Regions from separate parts of the Homo sapiens genome. Here all the other regions are linked to region 1. The links are chromatin loops, found by intact Hi-C in ENCODE. Cell type or tissue: dorsolateral prefrontal cortex. All regions are shown on one strand.

The links. Hi-C counts contacts between places; a loop is a spot of excess contacts. Peaks named below come from ENCODE experiments on the same cell type or tissue, not always from the same donor. Only the 100,000 strongest peaks of a DNase experiment are listed, where the experiment ranks them.
Region 2: it touches region 1 in a loop (3.0-fold over the local background); 15 of 110 quality-filtered maps call a loop at or near these places.
Region 3: a loop joins it to region 1, with 4 times the contacts of the local background. A loop is called at or near these places in 28 of 110 quality-filtered maps.
Region 4: a loop joins it to region 1, with 4 times the contacts of the local background. A loop is called at or near these places in 44 of 110 quality-filtered maps.
Region 5: it touches region 1 in a loop (3-fold over the local background); 3 of 110 quality-filtered maps call a loop at or near these places.

The regions. Positions count from the first base shown.
Region 1 is chr5:11,265,084-11,270,083 of GRCh38, reverse strand. All of the region lies in intron 9 of CTNND2 (catenin delta 2), which reads left to right. Among named protein-coding and RNA genes, the nearest start is that of CTD-2154B17.1, 480 kb to the right of the region's middle. In dorsolateral prefrontal cortex, CTCF peaks have their summits at 2,437 and 2,643 (motif pointing left); a DNase peak (open chromatin) is centred at 2,623; H3K27ac peaks cover 2,150 bases.
Region 2 is chr5:11,717,078-11,722,077 of GRCh38, reverse strand. All of the region lies in intron 2 of CTNND2 (catenin delta 2), which reads left to right. Among named protein-coding and RNA genes, the nearest start is that of CTNND2, 180 kb to the left of the region's middle. In dorsolateral prefrontal cortex, a CTCF peak has its summit at 1,985 (motif pointing right); a DNase peak (open chromatin) is centred at 2,007.
Region 3 is chr5:11,617,916-11,622,915 of GRCh38, reverse strand. The region is part of intron 2 of CTNND2 (catenin delta 2); the gene reads left to right. Among named protein-coding and RNA genes, the nearest start is that of CTNND2, 280 kb to the left of the region's middle. In dorsolateral prefrontal cortex, a CTCF peak has its summit at 3,079 (motif pointing right); no DNase peak of the experiment used is centred here.
Region 4 is chr5:11,491,983-11,496,982 of GRCh38, reverse strand. All of the region lies in intron 3 of CTNND2 (catenin delta 2), which reads left to right. Among named protein-coding and RNA genes, the nearest start is that of CTNND2, 410 kb to the left of the region's middle. In dorsolateral prefrontal cortex, CTCF peaks have their summits at 2,256 and 2,457 (motif pointing right); no DNase peak of the experiment used is centred here; H3K27ac peaks cover 1,841 bases.
Region 5 is chr5:11,904,418-11,909,417 of GRCh38, reverse strand. It overlaps CTNND2 (catenin delta 2), which reads left to right and starts at 4,972. Exons shown (of 22, transcript NM_001332.4): 1 at 4,972-5,000. In dorsolateral prefrontal cortex, a CTCF peak has its summit at 2,700; DNase peaks (open chromatin) are centred at 2,706 and 4,867; H3K4me3 peaks cover 1,101 bases; H3K27ac peaks cover 1,147 bases.

The sequences.
Region 1 (5,000 bases):
ACACAAATTTAACTGAAGTTTGCCACAAAGTTTTGTTTCCCATTTGAAGTTAAGAATTGGTGAAATACAATGTTTGTGAATGTTGTTTTATACATGTGTAAATTTTTGAAAAATAATTGTCATGTGATTAATATTTCCAGGGTTGACATAATCCTGCAATTCAAGGCTCCGTGTTTTTTTCGTTTTCAATCACTAGCATAATTTTTCTAGAGAAGCATCTAACTTTCTGACCAGGTCTGCCTTTTGGTTTATGTTATATTGAAGTAAATACAGATGATGTCCTGCATATTCTGAGGGGGGAGGGATTTTACTCCTGTAAAAATCATTCTGCAGGGGTCCAAAGTACAAGTCTGGAGAGGAACTCTGGCAGCAGTTTCAAAGAGAGGCACCTTTTTTGTGAATATTGACATTTATGCCAACCATCTATTGTGAACTTCCTATTCATGTGGTCTTTGTGGAGCCAGAAGCACTGATTTCTTTATATTAAACATAGCAATCTATGTCAGTTCATTCAACCCCATTACAGTACAATGAGTTAAATACGTGCTGTGGTCCAGTTGAATATTAGGTATGAATACAATGCAAATGTAGCCTGAAATCTAGATCCTTCTGAAGTGAAGAGACAGTGTGCTGTTTTTAAAGACTGTATCTATTTTGGTAAGATCAATAAATCAGAGGAAACTATTTTCTAGCATTTCTATTATAATAAACGAGAATAGATTTCAAAGAGAAGTTTTGCAGATCAAGGGCCCCAAAGTGTTATAAAGCTGTTTTCTTACATTTTTGAAGGCTAAGGAGCAAATAAAGATGAGTGATTCAGTATCACTAGCTTGGGGTAAGCGCTGTTCAAAGCGCACTGCCTCGCTTTCCCCCATTCATTCCTCTTCACTTCTATAAGCTGGCTGCTGTTATTTTTCCATTTTACAGCTGAGCAAACTAAATCCCGGGGAGCTAATGTAGCTTGCCCACAGTCTCACAGTCAGTAAGCAGAGAAGCTGGACTCAAGCCAAGGCAGGTAGCCTCCAGAGGCCATGCTCTTAGCTGTGTTGTTGTATTTCTAAAGGAAAAGTTTCGGTAAAAGGAACAGAGTGAGCATTTATGCATGGTTGAAATGAGGACAGTTCAGTTTTGTTAACTAACATTCCCTATCTCTTCAGACCGCTATGAGAATCCTACTGAAAACCTTTGCAACAGTGGCAGAGTTTAAAAGGGTCAGTGTGCACATTGCTCCCTGCAATGAACATCTTGTTTTAAAAGAAAAAAAATTACCCGTAATTTTGAAGACATAAGTACAAATTTAAGTAACTGTCTGCAGGCACATGAGCTCTAAATGGTTAGTGTTGTGGTAAAAAAATGCAGATTGTGATGGCATAAATGAGTCTTCATTACATCATTTTTTAATCCATTACACCATTATAGTGTGATAGTACTTTATATATATATTTGCTATGTTATTTTTATGTTATTTTTTCTTTTGTGTGTATCAGAGTCTTACTCCATCACCCAGGCTACCCAGGCTGGAGTGCAGTGGCATGATCTTGGCTCACTGCAACCTCCACCTCTCAGGTCAAGTTCAAGCAATTCTCGTGCCTCAGCCCCCAACACTGAGTAGCTGAGACTGCAGGTGCATGCCACCACGCCCAGCTAATTTTTTGTACTTTTTAGTAGAGATGAGGTTTCACCATGTTGTCTAGGCTGATCTTGAACTCTTGGCCTCAAGTGATCTGCCCACCTCAGCCTCCCAAAGTGCTGGGATTGCAGGCATGAGCTACCGTGCCTGGGCTGTTGCATTATTTTTAAATCGAATCTTTGGTGACTGAGAAGATACCTTACTGAAATTACTATTTAAACTCACTCAAAATAGGTTTTTAAAAATGTTTACATTTTTAAATATCCATGTGGAAAAGGAAATGTTTGACACATGTTCCGTGCCTCATGGCACCTACCTGGATTTTCCAGAAATGATGCTGGTGTCTAGCATCTCTAAAAACCCCTACTTCTTTCAAGGTCTCTTCAACCATTGGTAGAATCACACCTTCTACCATTGCCACTTTTGGATTTGAAACAGTTTTTTGGGACTTCGCAACAATCATTGGTTTGTTCCATCTGCCTCCTTTCTAGTTTTCTCATTAAAGTTTTTCTGGATGACAGCGATGATTTCCTACTCTTTTTCAAAGCCCATCTTCTTGTGCATCATACTATGACTTCACGTTCAACATCAGGAAATTCAGAGGAGGCAAAATGCCTCTCATTCTTCTCTCTAAGGGATCTAGTAAGAACATTAATGCCACTGGCAAAATCTTTTTTGCGAACTTTATTTGAATAGCCAGATGTTTGTGCAAAATATAATGAGCTACTAGAACTGAAGATTTTCCTTTATATCAGACAATTCTGGTTATTATCAGGACAGGTTTCTAACATTTGCAAAGTGTGTGCAGTCCTTTTAAATCACACGGTGGGCATTTGCCATTTCAGGGCTGGGCAAATAGATTGGTTCCCTCGTTGTTAACAGGCCCCCACACAAGGGAGTTGCAGAAAAGACAACCAGTTGCTTAGGTCTTTCAAGTTAATAAAAATATCTTAAAGGGCTCATTTATCTGTGTCCCAGTTAATGACTGGTGACATCTAGTGGTGGCTGGATTGCAGGCACTCAAATGGCTTTCCCCTGGAGAGGCAGATCCAAAATAAACTGTAGAAATGTTTTTCAAGCCTCTCAGATGAGACATTTACAGACTGATGAGGTCAAACCCCATCACCACGTAGCCCAATTGCCAAATCACCCATCACCAGCCATCAGCCATCACTGAGGATTAGCCGTTAGCTCCACGTGGGGAGAATCCATCAGGTCCCCTCCTGCAGAAGCATGCCCTTCCCAACAGTACTGTCTCATGGAAAGTCAGCTTCAGGTCGGGCACGGTGGCTCACGCCTGTAATTCCAGCACTTTGGGAGGCCGAGGTGGGTGGATTACCTGAGGTCAGAAGTTCGAGGCCAGACTGGCCAACATGGCGAAAACCCATCTCTACTAAAAATACAAAAATTAGCCGGGCGTGGTGGCGGGCGCCTGTAGTCCCAGCTACTCGGGAGGCTGAGGCAGGAGAATTGCTTGAACCCTGGAGATGGAGGTTGCAGTGAGCTGAGATCGCGCCATTGCACTCCAGCCTGGGCAACAGAGTTGGACTCCGTCTCAAAAAAGAAAGTCAGCTTTAGGTCGTCTCTTTGCATTTGTGGCAGTTCGAGAGTAGGAAGCATTTGTATCTCCCTGGAAGAGTTTCCACTTCTGAAGCCAACCCATAATGGCAGCTTCTTTATTAAAATATGTGCAGTGGAAATTATGCTAATTAAGCTGGAGTGTAATTATAGACTAGAAAGATTCTCTCTTGCAGTCTGAATTGAATTGTTGTAGATAAATGTGCATTAACTTAATAGTGTACAGCTAATTATGAAAGGTAAAGGGGAGGAAGAGATGTAATCAGTTCCACAATGTTTTAGAGATGCCGCTCTCCCAAGCGAACCCTCCCATGAAAGCCCAGGTAACCCTGTAATGAGAATTCTTCTAGCATTTGTGCCTGATTTTCAATACTGCAATTAAAATGGCCACTGGTGACTAATTAACCCATTTAACTCTATTTGTCTGTGGCACTTATTACAGCAGAGAGTTAAATGTGGTGACACTCTGCAGCTTTATGTCTTGTTCCAAGTATATTTGTGAAGTTAATTCCTTATTCTTTATTTATGCTTTTGTGTGTATTTATGATAATTATGGAAATGAGGCGAGAATCCATTGGCCCAGTGTGATTTTGCCATGCTCAACTAAAGCTGTATTCTGGGAAATAAATTATTTTTACTTAGAATTCAAACAAAGCCCAAGTGGTAGCAATACCTTTTGAGTCTGAGTTATTAATTTGAAGGATCTGAGAGGCATCAACATCATGCTGTAGTTAGGTGACGAAAAAGTTATTTTATTTTGTCAACTAAAGATCTCTAAATTCTGTTAGTAATGTGGATTTTTGTCTTTATGGATCAAAACTACCTGAACCAGTAAATGAAAGGTACTTTAAAAAATAGAAAGAGATGACCAGGCCTGGTGGCTCACACCTCTAATCCCAGCACTTTGGGAGGCTGAGGTGGGCAGATCACAAGGTCAGGAGTTCCAGACCAGCCTGGCTAACATGGTGAAACCCAGTCTCTACTAAAAATAAAAAAATTACCTGAGCATGGTGGTGCGATCCTGTAATCCCATCTACTCGGGAGGCTGAGGCAGGAGTATTGCTTGAACTGGGACCTGGGAGGCGGAGGTTGCAGTGAGCCAAGATTGCACCACTGCATTCCAGCCTGGGCTACAGAGCGAGACTCCATCTCAAAAAAAAAAAAAAAAAAAAAAAAATAGAGAATACATACAGTGATGCTGAGTGATTTGCAACTGATTTTGGACAACTTAATGCTATATGTCTTCTGAGCAGAACAGTTTAACACTCAGTCAAACGCTCCTAGAGTGTTTGGAGTACTTTTGTATTAAGGGAATAAAAGATTCAGCAAAACGCTACTGAGTAATACAGGAGTATGGTTTGGGGGCAAGTAAAAGGCCCGTCTGCAGTGTGGAGAGGAGCTTTGCAGAGGGTGGGACCATCCTGCAAAAGAAGGGCTTGTGTTGTGGGACATCACCCTCATGGTTTCTCCTGTGTGCCCCAGAAACTTGAAAGAAATCCCTTTAATTGTTTTTTCAGCTAGGAAAACCACCAGAAACTTTGAGATGTACATCAAGCTTTCACTGATTCCCTAAGATTTTTGTTTCCTCTGTTCTCTCATGTACATTATTTTTTCCAGTCCTATACACAGATTGTTTGAGACACTAATGTTCAATAACTCTGAATTTTAATTTCCTGAATCTTCTAACATATGTAACTTCTTTAGAACATTTATGGCAGTTTTTTTGATTTAATACAATTTAGCCTGTGTTTGTTTTGCTTCGAACTTGTTGATATCTTTCTTTTGCCAAGAT
Region 2 (5,000 bases), 450 kb before region 1:
TAGAAATGTGGACCACAAATAAAGATTGCAGGAAGGCGAAGTAAACAGGGGAATTGTGACAATAAACTTAGCCTAAAACTCACTATGGTAAGTTGTCTTGTTTCAGAGTGCTAGATCACAATTTCCTATGTCTCCCATCCTTCTTGTGATGAGAATCTGATCCTCTCCCGTTGATAGACGAGCTCCATATTTCCTCTTCTTCATTCCAGTTAGGCTTAGGACTATGGTGGAAGGGAATGCATGTGACCAGGGCTACAGGGAAGTAGACCTCCTGCCTAGTTCTTCTGAGATGCTCATTCTTAGAAACCAGTCACCATGAGGTGAACATGCTCAAGACACTTGTAAAGAGGCCATGTGGACAGGCACGCAGTCTCCAGGCATGCAGCACCATCTGAACTCCTGGCTGATGCCAGCACTGACTTAGCAACCTTTCCAGTGAGCCATCAGCAGTGGAGCCCCGAGCCCCAGCTAATGCTGTGTGAAGCAGAGGCCATCTGTCCTCATTGATATTTGGAGATAGAGGACCAAAGCAGATGGTGGTTGTAATTTCAAGTCAGTAAATCTTGAGGTGGTTTGTTACACAGCAGTAGATAACCAATTCACTCATTTTTTCCATGTTTATAAAAAATCAGTCATGTTAGACCATTTTCTCTACTTCTAAGTCTTACGATTCTATGTAGCCTGGGGTGAATTTAAAAAAAAACAGCTTATTGAGATTTACTCACATACCATACTGTTCCCTTTTTTATGTGGTTTTGGTATAGTCACAGTCACTCCAGGAAACCACTATTATACTTTCTGCTTCTGCAGATTTTCTTATTCTGATTGTTTTATGTAAATGGAATTATAAATATATGGTCTTTTCTAAAGGGCTTATATTGCTTATCATAATGTTTCAAGTTTCATTCATGTTGTGGCATGCATCGGGATTTCATTACTTTTTACTGCCAAATAATATTCCACTGTATGGATACACCTCATTTCATTTATGCAGTCATTCATTGATGGCCATTTGGGTTGTGTTCACTTGTTGTCTATTGGGAATAGTGTTGCTGTGAATATTTGTGTACAAGTTTGTGTGGACATATGTTTTTATTTCCCTTGGGTAATAAAAACCTAAGAGTGGAAATGCTGGGTCACATGACAACACTAGGTTAACATTCTGAAGAACCGCCAGGCTGTTTCTGTATTTTATGAGGATTACAATATCTTCACATCCTTGCCAACACTTGATGTTTTCTGACTTTTTTGACTATAGGCAGAATAGTGAGCTGAGGTAACACTGAAATGAACTGCTAGACCAGAGCCTAAGAACATCAAAAAAATTCCATGGCAGACCAACAACACATTTTAAAATATGTAAATATTATATTTAAAAATATTAGCAATATATTTAGTCAGTAGACAAAATAAGCTCCCAAACATGAGTCGCGGCAGCATACCCACACCTGTGAAGAATATAGAAACCAAGTTACATATGTTGCAGGTGGGAAAATCAATGATGCTTGGCTTGCAAATTGTGGGTGGTCGGGTGAGACAGGAAGGGGGGCTGTAGGAGCTGTCTTCAAATATGGTTATGCAAAAGAAGAACCAAACTTTTGTTCAATAACTGTTGTACAACTGAGAAGAGCTTAGGATAAAGCGTCAAAATTTAGGAGAGGCAGGTCTCTGTCTTGTGCCAGATATGAATCTCAGTTACAAACTTGAGGAACTTTAAGCCTGAAAGGAATAACTCAAAGACTTAAGTAGCCCCCCATATATTTGGAAGGAACAAATAGGTTTGGGGTTTACATTGCTAGTGACAATGGCAAGTTTCACTGCAGATCTGCCTCTGGGATGTGTTCATAAGGTAGACTTTTTTTTAATGGAAAAAATGGTCTCAAAGATGCCAGCAAATGACAAATTTAGGGAAGTACTCTCAAGTACGGCCAGTTGCTGCTGTCTCTTTGGGAAATTCACTGACAAACAGTAATCAATGACAGACCTTTTGACCAGTGGGTGGCAGCACAGAGATGTACCATCGCTTGTCAGTAAATGTGCTGAGATGCAATTCTTTTTAGCCTGGGGTGTGGCTGGGTAAGCTCTTTGCACTGGCTTCGTCCATTGCCTTGCACAGCATGCTCAAAATATATTATCCTTTTCTAACTACCATATGAAACATAGGATACTAGGGTACGAAAAAAGTTGGAAAGGATCTGTGGTGTGTGTGTGTGTGTGTGTGTGTGTGTGTGTGTGTGTGTGTGTATATGTCAGAGCTACCCACAAATTCAAAGAGAGAAGTAGCGAAGTCCTAGATGTTAGAATTAAGCAAGGAGAATCTGAATGAATATCTGTGAGGGACTTAAATTAGAGTGAAGATTTAACTAAATGAACTAAGGTCTTCTCCAAATCATAGATGTTGTTAAACTCTGACATATAACTTGTTAGCTAGTAAAATCTACTTATTAGTATTTCATCGCTAAGGATAAATATTGCATATTATTTTTTAATCTTGACAACATTTAAATATAGTTTTGTTGTTGTTGTTCCTGCTAAGAATCTTTCCTCTGTGGTCTGAGATATCCATACTTTGTAAATATGTAGTATCTATAACAACAGACAATTTATTATGTAGCGTTAGGAACCATTGTCTCCACCACAAGTCTAGGTAAGGACTTGAGGTGGGACATCTGATTATCTTTGTTAATTAGGGGGAAAGTCACTCAGTACTACTGGGCTGTAATCTATTTTAAGGATAAGGTAATTTTCATGGCTTCTGCCATGACACAGAGTAAGCTACGTGACACTCGCTTCTGAAGGAGAAGTATGCCATCTTGTTTTAAGGACTGATTCATAAGTGGCCATAGAGTGTGGGCTAATATTCTGCATGATGGAAAAAGTGATACATTTGGAATCAGTAGACTTACTTCAGATTCCTCCAGCATTTTCTTACTGAACGGCCTTGGTTATGTAACATTTCTGAAACTGATTTTAATTATCTGATAAAATGAAGACAGTTAGCTCTCAGTGTTGTAATGGAATGTATGCATATAATAACACACATTTTACAAACACATATTAGTTTATTAGGATGCCCATGGAAATCTGTGCTCCTCAGTTGATATCAGCTTGATGAATTACTCTTTGCCATCTCTCTTAGACAATTAAGCAGTAAAGACTATGCAGTCTCAAGCTGGGGATTAAATCAGGAAATCCAATGGTGAATCTGGAGTTTCTTTAGTCACTAAGGAAATATGGAGAGAGGAGAGGATATTTGGTAGAGAAAAAATAATAATAAATGAGCTTTCAGAATTTAACTTATTGACAGATTATTACATGAGATGGTCTATAAATCCGCTGGAGAGAGAGTGCAGGAGGCGTTTCAAAGCTCCTTGATAACACTTCAACATGTTACATTTCAGTGTTCTGGGAGAAGATGTAGATTTTTTCTCTCTTACTTTTCTTATTTTTTTTTTTGTAAAAAAAGAAAATGTGTTAGAACTCTTGATAATCAGGTCATTTTTGTTGCTGTGACTTAAAACCCTCTGGATCACAAGTGTGTTTGCAAGTCCCAGCACCTGCCAATGTCTGATATCAAGAGGCTTTGGGGAAATCAAGGAGAACAAGTTGTGTTGCTCATCTCAGTCAGCACATAGAATAGTTATTGTCCGTGAATGGAGAAGGAGATATTTCCTACAGAAGCGGGAGCTCAGAGCCACAGATGACCAGTAGAACATGAAGTTCTGGGGTTTCCAGAAATCTTGGGTCAATTGAAATTCTCACAAAAGGTGGGATAGGAGACTCTAGATAGTCCTCATTAAATCTTAAGAACATTAGCCACTATTTGAATTATGCTGTGCAAAGTGTCCTTGTGCCCCTTTGAGACATCTTCCTTCTTTTGGATTCAATGGAAAGGGCCTGTCGTAGTGCCTGGAATATGGAAGCTGCTCTTTGCATAGTAGCTACAAATACGAATATTGAAATTATTTTATTAATTGATCATGAGTAACAATAGTAATAAATTTCACACTTAACCACTGAGATTGAATTGAATGTGCGAAATTCATTTCAAGAGTCCTGATGTTTTATTGCCATTGGACTATTTTATGGAAGTCAATAAAGCTATTTTATTTAAATTGTTGGAATATATTTAAGAAGGTGTTGATAGCATTAATGGTGAGTGATATGGTTTGGCTGTGTCCCCACCCAAATCTCACCTTGAATTGTAATAATCCCCAGATGTCAAGAGTGGGGCCAGGTGGAGATAACTGAATCATGGGGGCAGTTTCCCCCATACTGTTCCCATGGTAGTAAATAAGTCTCATGAGATCTGATGGCTTTAAAAATGGGAATTCCCCTGCACAATCTCTCTTTCGCCTGCCCCCATGTAAGACGTGACTTTCCTTCTCCTTTGCCTTCTGCCATGATTGTGAGGCCTCCTTAGCCATGCTGAATTGTGAGTCCATTAAACCTCTTTCCTTTATAAATTACCCAGTCTTAGGCACATCTTTTTTTTTTTTTTTTCACAGTCTCTTGCTCTGTCTCCCAGGCTGGAGTGCAGTGGCGTGATCTCAGCTCACTGCAACCTCTGCCCCCAGGGTTCTAGCAATTCTCCCACCTCAGCCTCCCAAGTAGCTGGGATTACAGGTGCCTGCCACCATGCCCGGCTAATTTTTTTTGTATTTGCAGTAGAAATGGGGCTTCACCATGTTGGCCAGGCTGGTCTCCAAGTCTTGACTTCAGGTGATCCACCTGCCTCAGCCTCCCAAAGTGCTGGGATTACAGGTGTAAGCCACTGTGCCCTGCCAGGTACGTCTTTATTAGCAGCGTGAGAACAAACTAATACAGTGAGTAAGGTGAAACTCATTTTCTGTCTTTTCAAAAAATCACTATTTCATAACAAAATTTCTAGTATCAAGACTAGTACTTTTGGCCGGGCATGGTGGCTCATGCTGGTAATCCCAGCACTTTGGGAGGCTGAGGTGGGTGGATCACCTGAGGTCAGGAGTTTGAGACCAGCC
Region 3 (5,000 bases), 350 kb before region 1:
GATTTAAGAAGTGGAAATCTTACATGCTTAAGGGGTAAAACAGTTGTTTTAATCATTCTGAAATTAATGTGAATGATATTAGTTTTACTTGCGTGTTTGCTTTTAGGGCTCTTTCTCCCTTGATATAATTGTCTCAACTCCATTTTGAAGTAGACAGGATATAAATGAATACTTCAGAATATATTTTTGAGGGTCCAGGTTTGTATGGAGGTAGGAATGGCTTCTGAGCCATGCTTTTGTGGGGGCAGATTTGCCTCTGTAAGATCGTGTTTTTCTGATAAGCACCTGACAGAGCTATAGTCAATCTGATCATTTTAGCCATTTTAACTGCATGGCCAGTTCAATCAATTGCACCTTTTAGAATGGTTTGGAATACGACCAAATCATCAAAAACTCTTCAGTTTATGAACCCATATGAATATAACTGAGATGTCCATTTCTGATAAGAACTCTTACAGCAAATAGTCAAAACACTTACATTATTATTGTGTTTATTGCAAAACCTATTATATGTAGTTGCATGCAATTGATGTTTAATATTAAGCTGGCTAGTTTCTTACCCTCAATCAAGGGTACAGTCATCTTGTTTTATGCTGGCAAGAAAATAAGTTCATTTACTTTTTGGTCTTCATTTAAATTAAATCTTAGCTTAGGAAACAGAATCTATTCATTATAAACTTCTACAGAAAAATCCTAATTTTAAGGTATTTTTAGACCTTGAGGAACAACTTGCATGATTTTTTACCAGAAATTTATGTTGGGTAATTGTTTGTAAATCCCAAAGAAGGCATGGGGTGATGTTCTTCTGTCTTATTTCTTAGTGAGCATTATGATAAACCTGGTATCAGGTCCCAGTTACTCATACTTAGATCTTTTTGGATTTTTAAGCATCCATTTGACAAATTTGAGTTTAGTTTTAATTTTAAGTGATGCTGAATATTTCATCTAAAAATACTGTATTTTGTTTGTGTATTATATTTGCAAGATGCAAAGAGTTTGGGACAAGGGAAGGAAAGTGCTTCAAGACAGCTTATAGAATCAGCCAACTATGACAGCCCCGCCTACATATGCTTAATGAGGCAATCCTTAGCATTAGGAGACAGCTTAGATGTTTAAAATTTTCAGATGGGAAACATATAACAAAGATAATTTACTCTTCCCAAGATATTAATGCTAAAGGTTGGGAGTAAAGCTGCTTCCTACCCAGAGTCACCTTTTTACAACATTCTCTTTTGTTGCATGAAGGAAGCTAAGTGCATTTTGATATATTATCTATAAACATCTAAATAAAATAAACTGTACCATATTGTATTTGTTATGTATTTATATTTGATTTCTTTCATGTTTTTAAATGATTTAAATGTATTTCTATAAGCTACAAATGCATGCCATTTACACGATTTTTTCTCAACCAAAAATACAAATTCCAAAGTTAAATCTGTGATCTAACAAAAACCTCTAATATAATATAAATGAAAAATCTGGAATCAACTCTGCATTAATTTTCAATAGTGAAATCAGCAAAGATGCTACTGGAAATATAAAATTTTTATGTTTGATAATTCAAACCTACTTACAAATAAAATATAATGATTAATGTAATCAACATGAAATTTACACTGAACAGATTTTTTTGCATTGCCAGAATATTACCAGTAATTATCCACCAATGTATCCATATTACAAAATTACTTTTTAAGAAGTATAAATGTGGTAGTCTAAAATCTGATACTTATTTTCCATAATGTTTTAAATATTGGTTTTATATGTTTGAATATGGCAGAATTATTTTAGATGGATGCATGTGTGTGTGTGTACACACATGCAGATACTCATCCACTCACATATACACCGTTCTTTCAGGAGACTCCTGAGAATGGCTGAGTAAACAGCAGTGAGCCAGGACCTACAACTATTCTTGATCTCTGGCATGAGACAGACAGGGTCAAGCAGACCACATTTTGGCTAATAAGTCATGTGTTCCATCAGGGCCATGTTGAGGTTCATATGCCCTGAGCACTAAATAGACTATTCAGGTATTCGACATCCAGAAATTCTGGGAATAGGCTTCCGAGCCACTAGGCTAAGTGTCACCTGGCACTTTTGCCTGGAACTAGGAAGAACAACTCCAGCCTCCAGATATAAAGAGCCCAGGATGTCACAGGTTATAATCATGGGGACTTCAAAACAGATAATAGACCCAGTGACCTATTGTTTTGAAAGGTAAGTTTTATTATAACTCAGGCATTGTGAGACCAACAGACCAGGAGACAACTGCTATTAAAAGATAGTTCTTTACTCATAGTTCCCAAAATGAGGGGCACCCCATGATATTCCAGGCTATACGGACAAGCACTGGGCCAGTCAGGAGGCAGAGGGAGCAAAGGGGAAATGTGGGCAAGCGCCTTTATTTGGCTTTCTGTATGAAGGAAGAATAAGGCTGGGTAAACAGGTTTAGGTTTGGATAGTTTGAATAATTTCAGCAGGCTGTGGGCTGTAGGCGCTGTCCTGGATTGTGTGCTCTCTGCCCCTGGGATGACTAGGCAGGGGAATATTGGTCCTGAATGTGACAGCCCTGTAGAGGAGGCAGTGATGTGATTGGGCACTGGATTGGTTACCTTGCATATGAAAGGTAGGCTGTTGGGCTGGTCATTTACTCTCTTTAGGGGTACACAAGCACTGGCAGGAGCTGTCCCTTCCAGGTCAGCCAGGTCCCAAGATGTCAAAACATCAGCATTACAGAAAATAAAAAAGGATGATTAGGATACCTATTAGCCATTATTCATTTCTTGGAAAGAATACCAAAAATAATGATGAAGCTACTGTTTTCAAAGTTTTTATTTAAGATTTATATTTTAAAATCAAGAAATGCAAAATATCATCGATTAAAATGCTTTTTGTTGATATTGAAATGCATTTCATACATTATTTTAAACATTTATTGAAAACATATTTGAAAATATCTAATCACTAAAGTATGATGGAAACTTCACAGGTCAGATAATAAGGTGAATCACATGATTTTTCTTCTGTGAGTGATTTAAATACCCACCAATCTGGATGCCCATTCATTTCATACCAACAGATGGCACCAGTAGTTAATGGAGAAGGGTTACGACTCTAGCTGGGATGAGTACAGTGAGAGAAATTTCCAGCTACTTGTGCAGCATTAAGAAACTGAGATATTTTAGATCATGTCATTTTTATAAACTCAGCCAAGCCAAAATGCATATGCCTTCTGTTTGGAATGTTTATCTAAACTTCTTTCTATGCCATCATGCAAACAAGTTCAGAAATTTAAAATATATTTATTACAACCCATGTAGAGAGTGCATATGGCTTCTGATCAACAGAGACTCCTGTACATAGGATTTAAAAAGACTAATTAATGAGTAACCCACTAGGACTACATATCAACTGTACTCTCAGACTGCATGCAGTGCCAGATAAAGGAAAGAAAAAATACTGAGAATAAATTTTGGTTTTGGGGTTTTTGTTTTTTGTTTTTGAGACACAGTCTCACTCTGTCACCTAGGCTGAAGTGCAGTGGCATGATCTCAGCTCAATGCAACCTCTGCCTGCCGGGTTCAAGTGATTCTCATGCCTCAGCCTCCGGAGTAGCTGGGATCACAGGCATGCACTACCACACCTGGCTACTTTTTGTATTTTTAGTAGAGATGGGTTTTCATCATGTTGGCCAGGCTGGTCTCGAACTCCATACCTCAGGTGATCCTCCCGTCTTGGCCTCCCAAAGTGCTAGGGTTACAGGCATGAGCCACTGTGCCTGGCCTGAGAATAATTTTGAGTTGTTTTTATTTTTAGGACTTTTATGTTTTTAGTGCATGTAAATAAAAGTCATACACCACAAAACTTCAGAAATAACATAATAACTTTTAAAAATGATTGTCGATTAATTTTGCAAAATATATTTCTTGAATTCACACAAGTTCCAAAGTTGCATAATTTTTTAAAAATGGAGGTAAACAGAATATGGTTTCTAGTTACTTAATTATGTTTCCTCAAATGTATTTTACATTTAGCTGAGAATGAATATCTGATAGATACAATAATCGGATAAAATCATATAAAATGAGTATACAAATGATACTCAATATATGTAAAATTAAGCTCGCCTAATTCCTGAAAGATTGATTGGGTAATAATCATAAGTGTTTGCTTTGAGTAGAATAAAGTGACATGACTGTGAAAAAAATCAATTTATGGTAAACTGTACCATGCAGTGGTAATTATTTCTTGGTAAAATTTCGGATAGTCAGAGGTGTGGAAAAATAAGAGGCTTAAGTAGTATTTTTACCAAATTACATTTATTATCATTTGACTCCAAAATCTATAAGATATATGTGCATGCACCTGTGTGGACATGTATGTGGGTTTATGAGTGTGTAGTGAATGTTGTGAAGACGTTTCCTAGGAGCAATTAGCAGCTTGTTCTAAGCAAGATGTTAAGGACACAAGTGGCCAGAAGTTTTTTCCTTTTTGGGTCCAAACCTGACCTGAACTAGCATGCAGCTCTTTATAGTTTTATTAATCTCACTAACTGTGAGCAAAATTGCGCATATTTTTGCAGAAACTTTAACGTGTTGATCCTAAGTGCTTCTCTTTGATTCCACAGTGTAGTTATAGTAATATATTTGTATTCAAACATTCTGAATTCAGAAATACGTCTAGCTCCAAGTGTTTTGTGTAGGGGATTGTGGGTCAGTAATTGATGGAGAGTTTCCTTTGAGATTTTTCAAATGACATGAAATGGACATCATGACACAAGTAGCTGGTATGGTTAGATATGAATGGTATTAAAAAAAAAAAGCCTGATAGGGTTAGGTAGAGGAGGCAGAGAATGATGAAGGTATAGGGCATGTTGTTAAAGTCCTAAATACGTGAAAAATAAAGGAGCCAAAACTTTTAGCAGCCCTTGAAGGATAGATATTAGCCATCAGTGTACCATCTATTACTATATTTACTTGAATTCCCTTTTCCAT
Region 4 (5,000 bases), 230 kb before region 1:
ACCTAGCCCAGTAATATGCCGATATCAGGCAGTCAAAACTCAGGAACTCAGGAGGGGCTGGCTCTCTTTCTTCTCCCAGGTGTGGGGCCCAGTCCCACTCTCACACCATGTCACCAGTCCTGCTTTATGGCTAGTGTAATCCAAATAGTGTTCTTTGATGTTGAAGAACCTTATAAGCAGAACTTGGAACTAACATATACCACTGTTTCTATGGGAAAATGAATTTGGAATTCAAAACAACTGACTGAGTGTAGGGCTTTAGGAATATAATGCATCAATAGATGCAAGTAGATGCAAAATTTGCCAAATTTGTGGCAAATTCCTTTTACTGACAGTAATGAGGGATTCTTTGCCTCCCTGATTATGTAGAACCTTCCCAACTTCACCATGTACATGTGTAATATTTCATACACACTCCTACCTTAGGGTGGAGGGGGACTCCACAGCCCCAAGTGCATTTTCTGATGGAATGCAATATAACCAGTGCTGCTGCCCTGGACACCCCTATTTTCTGCGTCATGTGCATAAAGAGCAGCTCTAATTGGACTAGTCCTGTGAAGAAATCTTACAATAAAACATTGATGACCTAAATGATCTTTAGGATGGAAGCCAAACATGTTCTCAGTGTGACAGTTCTGAATGGTAGCAGAGCTGCACAGCATGTGCTGACAGGCAGTGAGGTTCCAGCCCTGGCCTGGTGCACCTGAAACCACTCATTCCTGACTGTTCTGAGGTCAAGACACAGGCTTTCAATGGGTTCTACTGTTTGTTCATGCCTTACAACAGCAATAGATGAATGCACTTTAGAAATACCCTTGGCAGAGTATTCATGGTGCTATTTTATCCAGGTAAGGAGAGACAAAAGGGAAGGTAATGGGGGGATTGTGTTCACTTGTATTTAGTGTAGCCCGATTCAGAATAAGCATGTTAAAGGATATCAAGTGAGAAAATATGGAAAAGACCTGAGACAGCATGGGGTGAGGAAAGGAGAAGAATTATAACAACATCATAGCAATGACTTGAGGTACTGCCAGATACACAGGTCCTCTTGTGGGAGAAGCATCTTTCGGGCCACTGGGTTGAGGGGTTGTGAAGAAGTCACTGGGGGGAGTGGGAGCAGAGAGGAGCTGGGAAATTGGGCCTAGGTGTCCTCACCCTCCTCAGATGTCAGCAAGAGCTGCTGGAGTCAGAACTTCGGTGATTTTCTGTTGCAAAAGTCACTTAAGAGCTGAACTTCAAGCCTTGTTCTGCCAGAGGCAGGAGAGAGGGAGTGGTGGGAATGCAGAAGTTCAAGAGAAAGAAGAGTCGTTGATGGAAGCCCTGCACTGCCTCCTGGAATGTGAAGATGCCCAGAATAAGCCAAGAGTCCAAAGTCCCCATATGCAGATCTCAAGGGGAAGTGATGGTCTCAGCTTGTATCTGGACTCAAGGGCAGTTCAAGGTTGACGCCAGTACAAAAACTGGATTAAATCTCAGTTGACTTGAGTCCTTTAGAATTAGCCTGTGGCTCACATAGTTAGCTTTGATTCTTTTAGGCTACAGGTGCATTTTGGAAACTGCAAGTTTTTGGTTTTTAGGTTATTAATTTGAATAAATAATTATTTTAAAGGGGATAGAAGAAATACTGTAAATATCAGCAATGCTACTAAATATTCCTCAAGATGAGGTTTTAAAGTGAAGTATTTGGCATTTAGTAAATGATTACTAATCTTTCTATTCATTCCACATATTTCGATAATTAATAAAGGTGACCATTTGACTGAAAAAAGACTTCCAATTTCAAGTCAGAGTCAGTTAAATACAGTTGTTAAAAATCATGAAGCACACTCTTAGTGTAATTATTTATCAGATGACAACTAAAGTAGCCACACTGTGGCAAAATGATTTCGTAAGGGGCTTCTGCTCTTTAAACACTAAGGCAAATTGATTCCTTAGGAAGGAAAGCAATTTTAAAGAACTTGTAAGTCAAGCAGTGAGGAGAAAGTTGACCCCTCCTATATCTAGAGAATGGCATTGGTGAAAGGATATTCACAGATATGAGAAATAATTAATGATGAAATGAAAGATTTGAGTCTGAATGGAATACTGAGAACAGAAAGTATAAGTGATCTTTCGTGGTCTTTTGTTCAATACAATAAAAATTACTTTTTTATTGACTCAATTGGTATCAGAGGCATAGCATTAATATGGCTGACCTCAATAAAGCATGGAACATTTCTCCATTTCTGAAGTGGATCTTTCTACTGCCATACTAACATTTGGAAAAACCACTTCATATCAATTATTCTTTTCTGAAACCTATCAGAAGTATTGGGAGCCATCCAAATAAGAAATACTGACATAATGGAATTGCTTATTATTCTCATATTTTCACAGTCCTTTCATCAAGCATTTCTCATTTTTATTGCAAATTTTCAGAAATGAGCGAATGCTTCAGGGGAGTTCAACCAAAAGGTGGCAGCACCTCTTTGAAAATTATTTGTATTTATTTTATTTCAAATTTTTTTTTCTTTCAAATACCACTCACACACGTTTGGTACTTGAGCCATATTATAATAGGTATTTACAGATGAGAAATCACTCTCTTTTTTTGTAAACAGACGAATGCAGTAAGTGATTGGTAAAACTGAACTTCAAAAAATGTCTGTTACCAATGAAAATTGTCCTTCTCTTTGGCCATGTGAGACCAAAAGGTCCATCATGTTTGATTATATAACAACAAATTGACCCTATCATCAGAGTGAGAAAATGTTCATGAAGTTCACTTAATCTATTAGCAGTGATTGTAATAATTATTCACTAGAAGGTTTAGAAACCTGCTAATCAGGATATTGTGACAACTACTATATTCTTAAGGACCACAAATAGATCTTTTGTTCCTGAGGGATAGATATTGAATTAACAGTCCTTTAAATTTCAATAATTTTCCTTATACCCAAATTCTACCATTTTTTAATAAAAAGATTTTTTAATCACTGTAATATTTGACATCTCTTTAATGTTATGTATCTAAAAATTTATATTTAAGTATTAATTCATAATTCTAAATTATCGCAGCTACAAATCTACAATAATAGTAAATTAACCTTTTTCATATCCTTAACCTTTTTCCTATGTTGAAAATATTTATAGAGAAAATTAGTAAAGCCAAATTCAAAATTTTTCTTAAAAGAATAGCATGTTCTTCTGAAATAAGACATTAAGTAAAACCTCATTGATTCTGATAAAATGAAGTCTGAAGGTTAGAATTCTGCTAAATGGAATTTAACTATTGTTGAATACTGACAGTTAACTGAAATTAATCTAAGTAAGGCAACAGCTCTTGTCAAAGTCTTGCATTGATATATAAATCACAGCCCAGTATACATGACTTCTAGACAATTATATATCTCCATTAAAGCAGCAATATTGTGCTTGCCTGTGTTTTGCTCAGATGTATAGATAAGAAGATGCCATTCTTTATAAGATTACAATACATTTAAACATTAAGTTAATTCAATGGCAGAAGTGTACAGCTCTAAGGAACCTTCAGGATCAATGATTTTCACGTCTGCTTTGATGGAGAATTCCTAGTGAAATCTTTCTCAGAAGTGCAGCCTATAGTTTAACCCAAGAGATGGAGTTTTAGTTGCTTGAAGTTGTGGAGCCTGAAATCTCAGTTCCTTCCCCTGTACCTCAGTTATCCCTGATACTTCAAACTCAGGGATTCTGCAGGTGAGACTGAAAGGTACTGATGGAATCATAACCCCATCCCTTTGCTTTCCACACAGCAGGCCAGGATGTGGTCATTTAAGCAAGGCCACGCAGGTCACTCATTCAAACCCAGTAACTGTAAGAATAATTGCATGAATAAAGATTAATTATTATTATTTTGAGACAGAGTCTCACTCCGTCATCCAGGCTGGAGTGTAATGGCAGGATCTGGGCTCACTGCAGCTCTGTCATCCAGGCTGGAGTGTAGTGGCGCAATCTTCCCTCTGCTTCCCAGGTTCAAGCAATTCTCCTGCCTCAGCCTCCTGAGTATCTGGGATTACAGGCACCCACAACCCTACCTAGCTAATTTTTATATTTTTAAGTAGAGACAGGGTTTCACCATGTTGGCCATACTGGTCTTACTCTCCTAGCCTCAAGTGATCTGCCCCCCTCAGCATCCCAAAGTGCTGGGATTACAGGCGTGAGCCACCACACCCAGCCTTTTCTTAATATTTATATGAAGAATAATTGCATGAATAAATATAGGTATGTATATATCTATTAATGAATATATATTTTTATTAATGATAGATATATCTTTATTAATGAAAGATGTATATACCTCTTAGTGAATAAAGACATATATATCTATTAATATGTATAGAAATTTTTATTTTACTACTTTGTATTAGTTTATTTCTTTTTCATGGAATAATGGCTGATAGGAGAAAGAAAGTCCAGATACACACACATACACACACACACACACACACACACACACACATATATATATATATAGCTGTAGAAAGAGATATCTGAAAATCATTCACAGAAAGCATATATATAGACATATGTACAGATATCTACATATGCATTTTCTGATATTTACACATACTTACAAATATGTGTAAGACACACCCACACTACTGAATAAAACCTTCCTTGTACCAAGACCTCAGGAAATGAAGAATGTTGCCCATCTTGTAAAGGCGAGAACACCAGTCTAAAAGCTCCTTTGCCACAGGGTAGTAACCATGGATTGATGCTTTCACCTTTTCTGAGAACATGCCAGTAAAATGCCGTTTACCTGCCCCATGTGGTAGTTGCAGAGTTCATGTGAAGCCACATGGGCATGTGTGGTTTATTAGCATCATAAAGCGATATATGGGATGTGTGCATGGTAGTATTCTGTGTTATGAGCTTTGAATGCTATACCCGGTTTCCATCTCACACTTAAAGATTACCCAGCAGCTTATTTTATGATTCCTCACATTGCAAAGGTTATGATGATTTTTGACAGCTGTCCT
Region 5 (5,000 bases), 640 kb before region 1:
ATTTACCACGGGAGAGGTCATGTGATAACAGTCAAAATGTATAAAACAGAAAACTCATTATATAAAGAATAATCTAACCTTAGAAAAGTTTGAGAAATGGAATGGGAAAGTGTAGGAATGTAATTTTAAGTAAATAAGAGGATAGGCATTTGTACACTATACTTTTTCTGGGTGGTAGAATTATGTTTTTCATAACTTTCTGATTTTTAAAGTTTTTTAAATGAGAACTTGTTACTTCTCTAATAAGCAAAAATAAATGTTTAACAAAATATTTATACAAACATACTCTAACACGAAATGCTCAATGATTTGAAAAATTCATTAAGTTCCTATTCCTAACAAAATATATGTTTAATCTTTGCAGAATCATAACGAAAATGATTTTTTCAAATAATTGAACATTTCATGTTAGAGTACATTTGTGTAAAGATTTTGTGAAACATTGATTTTTGCTTATTATAGAAGTATAATATACTTCACAAATAGAAAATCAAACTGCTCACATACATATTCTATGTACATAGACACAATCTCAGAGAATATGGAAAATAATGTTAGATAACTTTATCAACATATAAACTAAAGCAACACATTGTATGGAGTAGACAAAGCATATAAATATATAGACATGATGAAATATGACAAAAAGGTAAGCTACCTGACTCTGTAATCTGAATGTGATGTATTTTCAAATTCCTAAAAATTCAGTGAAAGCATGAAACACAACCAGTTTACCAAATGGAGATCCCTGTAAATTCTCATGATTAGTCTGCATGATATAATTACCTGCATGTAGGAGAAATTTAGTTAATGATTATTTGAAAGAAATGAATATGAAAAAGCTCACTGGCAAAATGGTATCTTCTAGGTGTCTTGATGACTGAATAAGATATGCGCAATCAGATAATAAGTGTGTTTTGATATAGCAAGCCGACGAAAACAGCAGAGGTGAAAGAGATATTCTAATGTCATGACTCATGTTCACCATCATTTACTAATTGCTCCCTATTTGCCAGGCATAGAGCCATTTGCTTATCATAGACTGATTCATTCATTTAATTTTCACAACAAAGCAAGAGGCAAGATTTGGCTTATTTATGGGTAATAAAATGAGAGCTTCAAGGATTTCATTTTAATGAGTAAATCAATTTCAGAACGTGTATTCTGTACAAACTTGAGAGTGACACTGGAGTGGGTAGAGAACATTAAGGAGAACAAAGACTGAAAATGAGGTATTTCATTTTGGGAGACAGTATAAAAATCGTTGAGGTGGACTCATTGTGCAATGCTTTGAACATGAATTTATTGGTCAGTGACAATAAAAAACTGGTCTTATATTATTCCTTAATTTATCTTCTAATACATATGATTTAGACCATATTCATTTACTCACTTTGTTGAAAAAATGTTTTAATTTTTGGAAATACATTGTGGGGGAAATACAGTAATAACAGCTATAGTGAGCAGAGGGGAGACATTACAGATAACATATATTTCAATTTGAGCTTGAATTTGATGCAGGTAACAGAATCCAACCACCACGGCTTAATCCAATATAGATGAACTTTCCTCCCATAACAGGAAGCCAATACACTGAGGCACACAGACAATTAGGAAGAAATGAGGACATTTGTGTTCCTCATTTCAGCTTCTGGTGGTGATTACCTCTCTGCAGTGCTTCAATTTCTGCTTCCCCCATAACCCCAATTCATAATTAAACTCTGGGAGGATAAGGAATTTGTTGTCTTCTCTATTGTTTGCTACTAATTCTCCAAATTTTGGCCAATACTGAACCACAGCGGATGGATGCTCAATAAACATTTGCTGAATGAATGAATGATACCATCATAGGAGTTGCAGCAATAATAAAAGGCAATTTGAGTGAAAATGTGAAGTTTGCAATCAAATAGTGAAATGACCCACACGTTGATCTTAACTAAAATGGTTAGTTTAAATTAGTTAACTACTTTACAGTCTTCAAAAACTTAGAGATACTTTCAGGTAACAAATATCATAACTTTTATGATCAAGAGCAAACAGTGTGTGTTAGCCTCCCAAATATATACACACATGTACTTATGATGACACTATTGGGTTACTATTTCAGGTAATTTGCTTTAAAATTTAAATTGTGAATTGAAAGAAGTATCATTACTCTCCCTATTTAAATGCTGAACAGCAACAATAATCACTCACCTGATTTCATTTCCCAATTTGAAAATTTCTCAATTGTTTATCAATGGGTAATTCACTTAAAAAATTACAAAAATATTATCTTCTATTTGAATCTCAATAGCAACAAACAATGCCATATTGAAACAGCTGTGACTTAAATAAGAATGCCATTCTCCTAAAATCGACATACTTTGAATTACAAAATAAGACACATACATTTATAAAAAATATTTGGAATTGTTAGATTTTATTTCTAAAGTTAAGTTACACTTCCATATAAAAACGTTTGCTTCAAATTTTGAAAAGTGATTTGAAAAATCAAGAGATATAGCATTTAGTATTTATATGTGATTTCTGTATCAGATAACTCTATTAATGCATAAACAGAAGAAATACAATGAAGGTTTTTCACTGAGCATTGAGTACTGTAATTTGAAAATAATAAACTAATAATGTTCTAGTCTCATAGTGAATTTGAGGATTCAGAATATTCCTTTATATAGGAACTATCGGAAGCAGGAGGCAAAAGATGGCAGCAGTGAGTCGTTCCAAGATCTAACATTATACATGTTCATTTTGCTTTATTTTTCAATATTATCTAATTGTGAATTGAATAATATCTTAAGTTACAAATTATTCTAGAATAATAAAAGTCATAAATGTTTCAATGAAATGGGGCACTGAGCAAATGAAATCAAAGCAGTCCAGGACATTGGACTTTACCACTCTGCTTCCTAAATAACCATATCACACCAGCCCCAGCCCCAACAGTATCTGTAGGGACTGCCTCCAGCTCATTTCCCAGACACACAATTAGTTGATAGAATTTGTCATTGCTCATCTCGATAGTAACTAAAAAACGTTAGAAAATTATTTTCTTTACTTAGATCTATATCAGGCATAAAAGACACATATATTACCTGTGGATAGCATCTACACATCTACCTCCATTTTAATCTAAAGAGTAACTGATGTCCCCTCATCTCCCTTTCCACCTCCCCACTGACTTCTTGAGTTAGAAGATGCAAAGAGAAAACCAAACGATAGCAGACTGACAGAAGCTCAGGTGGGAACTAAGAACATCTCTTGAAATATAATGTGGCCTAATGGATATGGTGCTGCTAATTTGTCTTGTACCACGTACTCAGTGTAATTGAACTGCCTTTCTGAGAACTAAGATAAAAATTACAATTAAACGTGTGATGAAAAAAATGGTCTTGCATGTCTTCCCTCACAGGACTCAGGATATTTTAATATCAAACTGGCTTTAAGACACTTGGAGTTAGCTTGGAGAACTGTTTTTTGCAGGTGAGACAAAGCCTGTGTGTGCATGTCCACACCTGGGGTAGGAGGAATAAAAGCGAACATTTGTACTGTTGTCAATAGTCTGCTTAATCTGCTCCTCCTAGCAATTATTTGTTACCTATTTAACCTCTGTACCGCTTTTCTCCTTCACTCTTACTTCCATTTATATTTCAACTTACTCCCAAGTATAATAAAGAATAGACTTGAATATTCAAATCATTTAAGTTTGTTGGATAATCTCTTTCAACACAAAATAGAAGCACAATGTTACTGAGAATCGTAAGCACCAAATCCCTTTTATTACAATTTCCTGCATTCTGTCATGCTTATTTGTGTTTCAGAAACAAGCTCTGCGGGGGTGGGGGGGGTGGGGGGGGTGGAGGAGATCACAACCTCAGACAGTCTGCGGTGTTCAGGGTCATGCCCGTGGCATAATTAGGAGGAACATTCGACCTGGCCCCTGGGCAGGCTGTGCCCTGCTTGGCTTGGCTTGTGAATGCAGCAGACGTGAGCCCCGTCCTGACTGCTGCTGAATCAGAGGGACAGGGGCGAAGGCCCAGAGGCCTTCCTTGGCACATGTTTTGGGTTTCGTTTTTCAACAAGACTTTGAATACGGTGATTCCACTTGCTGTATTTCACAGCAGGCTACGCATGGGGAAGTCCCGATGGGGTCAAGGAGCAGTCAAGCCAGGAGGTGATATGGAAAACTGATTTGAACGTGAAGAAGGCAATGCGAGATGCACTGGAAGACTGTGGGGAAGGATCAGGGGAGTGGTTCACTTTGAAATAAGGAAGAAAAGGAGGAAGAGAAGGTGGCAGAGATGCAGCAGAAGATACCAAGAGAGGAGGACAAGGTGGCACAAGAAGGGGAGGAGAGAGAACTTAATCTGCTCAAGTTCCAGACTGGGCAAGGGTCTTTCTTGCAGGAAGTTTACAGACATTCCAGTTTCAAATCTGAAGTGATTTTGCCTAAGGAGAAACCCTCACTACCCGCCAAAAACATGCCATCTGAACAGGGAAGGTGATGGCAAGATTGGGCAGGTGCTGTGGAGAAGACCTCTGCTGGACTTCGTGCCTCCTTAGCTCTGGAATCACAGGATCTGCAAGAGCATCTACCTGCGCTCACCAGCACGTTCCGCCAGCCTCCCTCCCCCAACCCACCTGGCCACTCTAGGACCCCTCGCACCCTGGTCCTTTGTTGCAGGCTGACATCTGCCCCACCAGAGTCAACTGTCAGCGCCTTGCACGTGAATTAGGGAAGCGGAGTAACCTGGGGTTCCATCCCTTCCCGGGTCCCTTCCAGCTTTCGCCTAGCTCCGGAGCATCCACCCATCTCAGGTCCAGGGCGTGCGTTCCCAAGGATGCTCGGCCCTCTCCCAACCCGCGGCCTCCTCCCCTCTCTCCCGCGGCTGCCGCTGCTGCCGCGAAAACCAGGAGAAGTGGAACGCGCGCGGCGAAGCGCCGCTCTCGCGGCGGCACTGGGCATGCTCCGCACCCGGGGCCGGTTTCGGCGGCGGGGC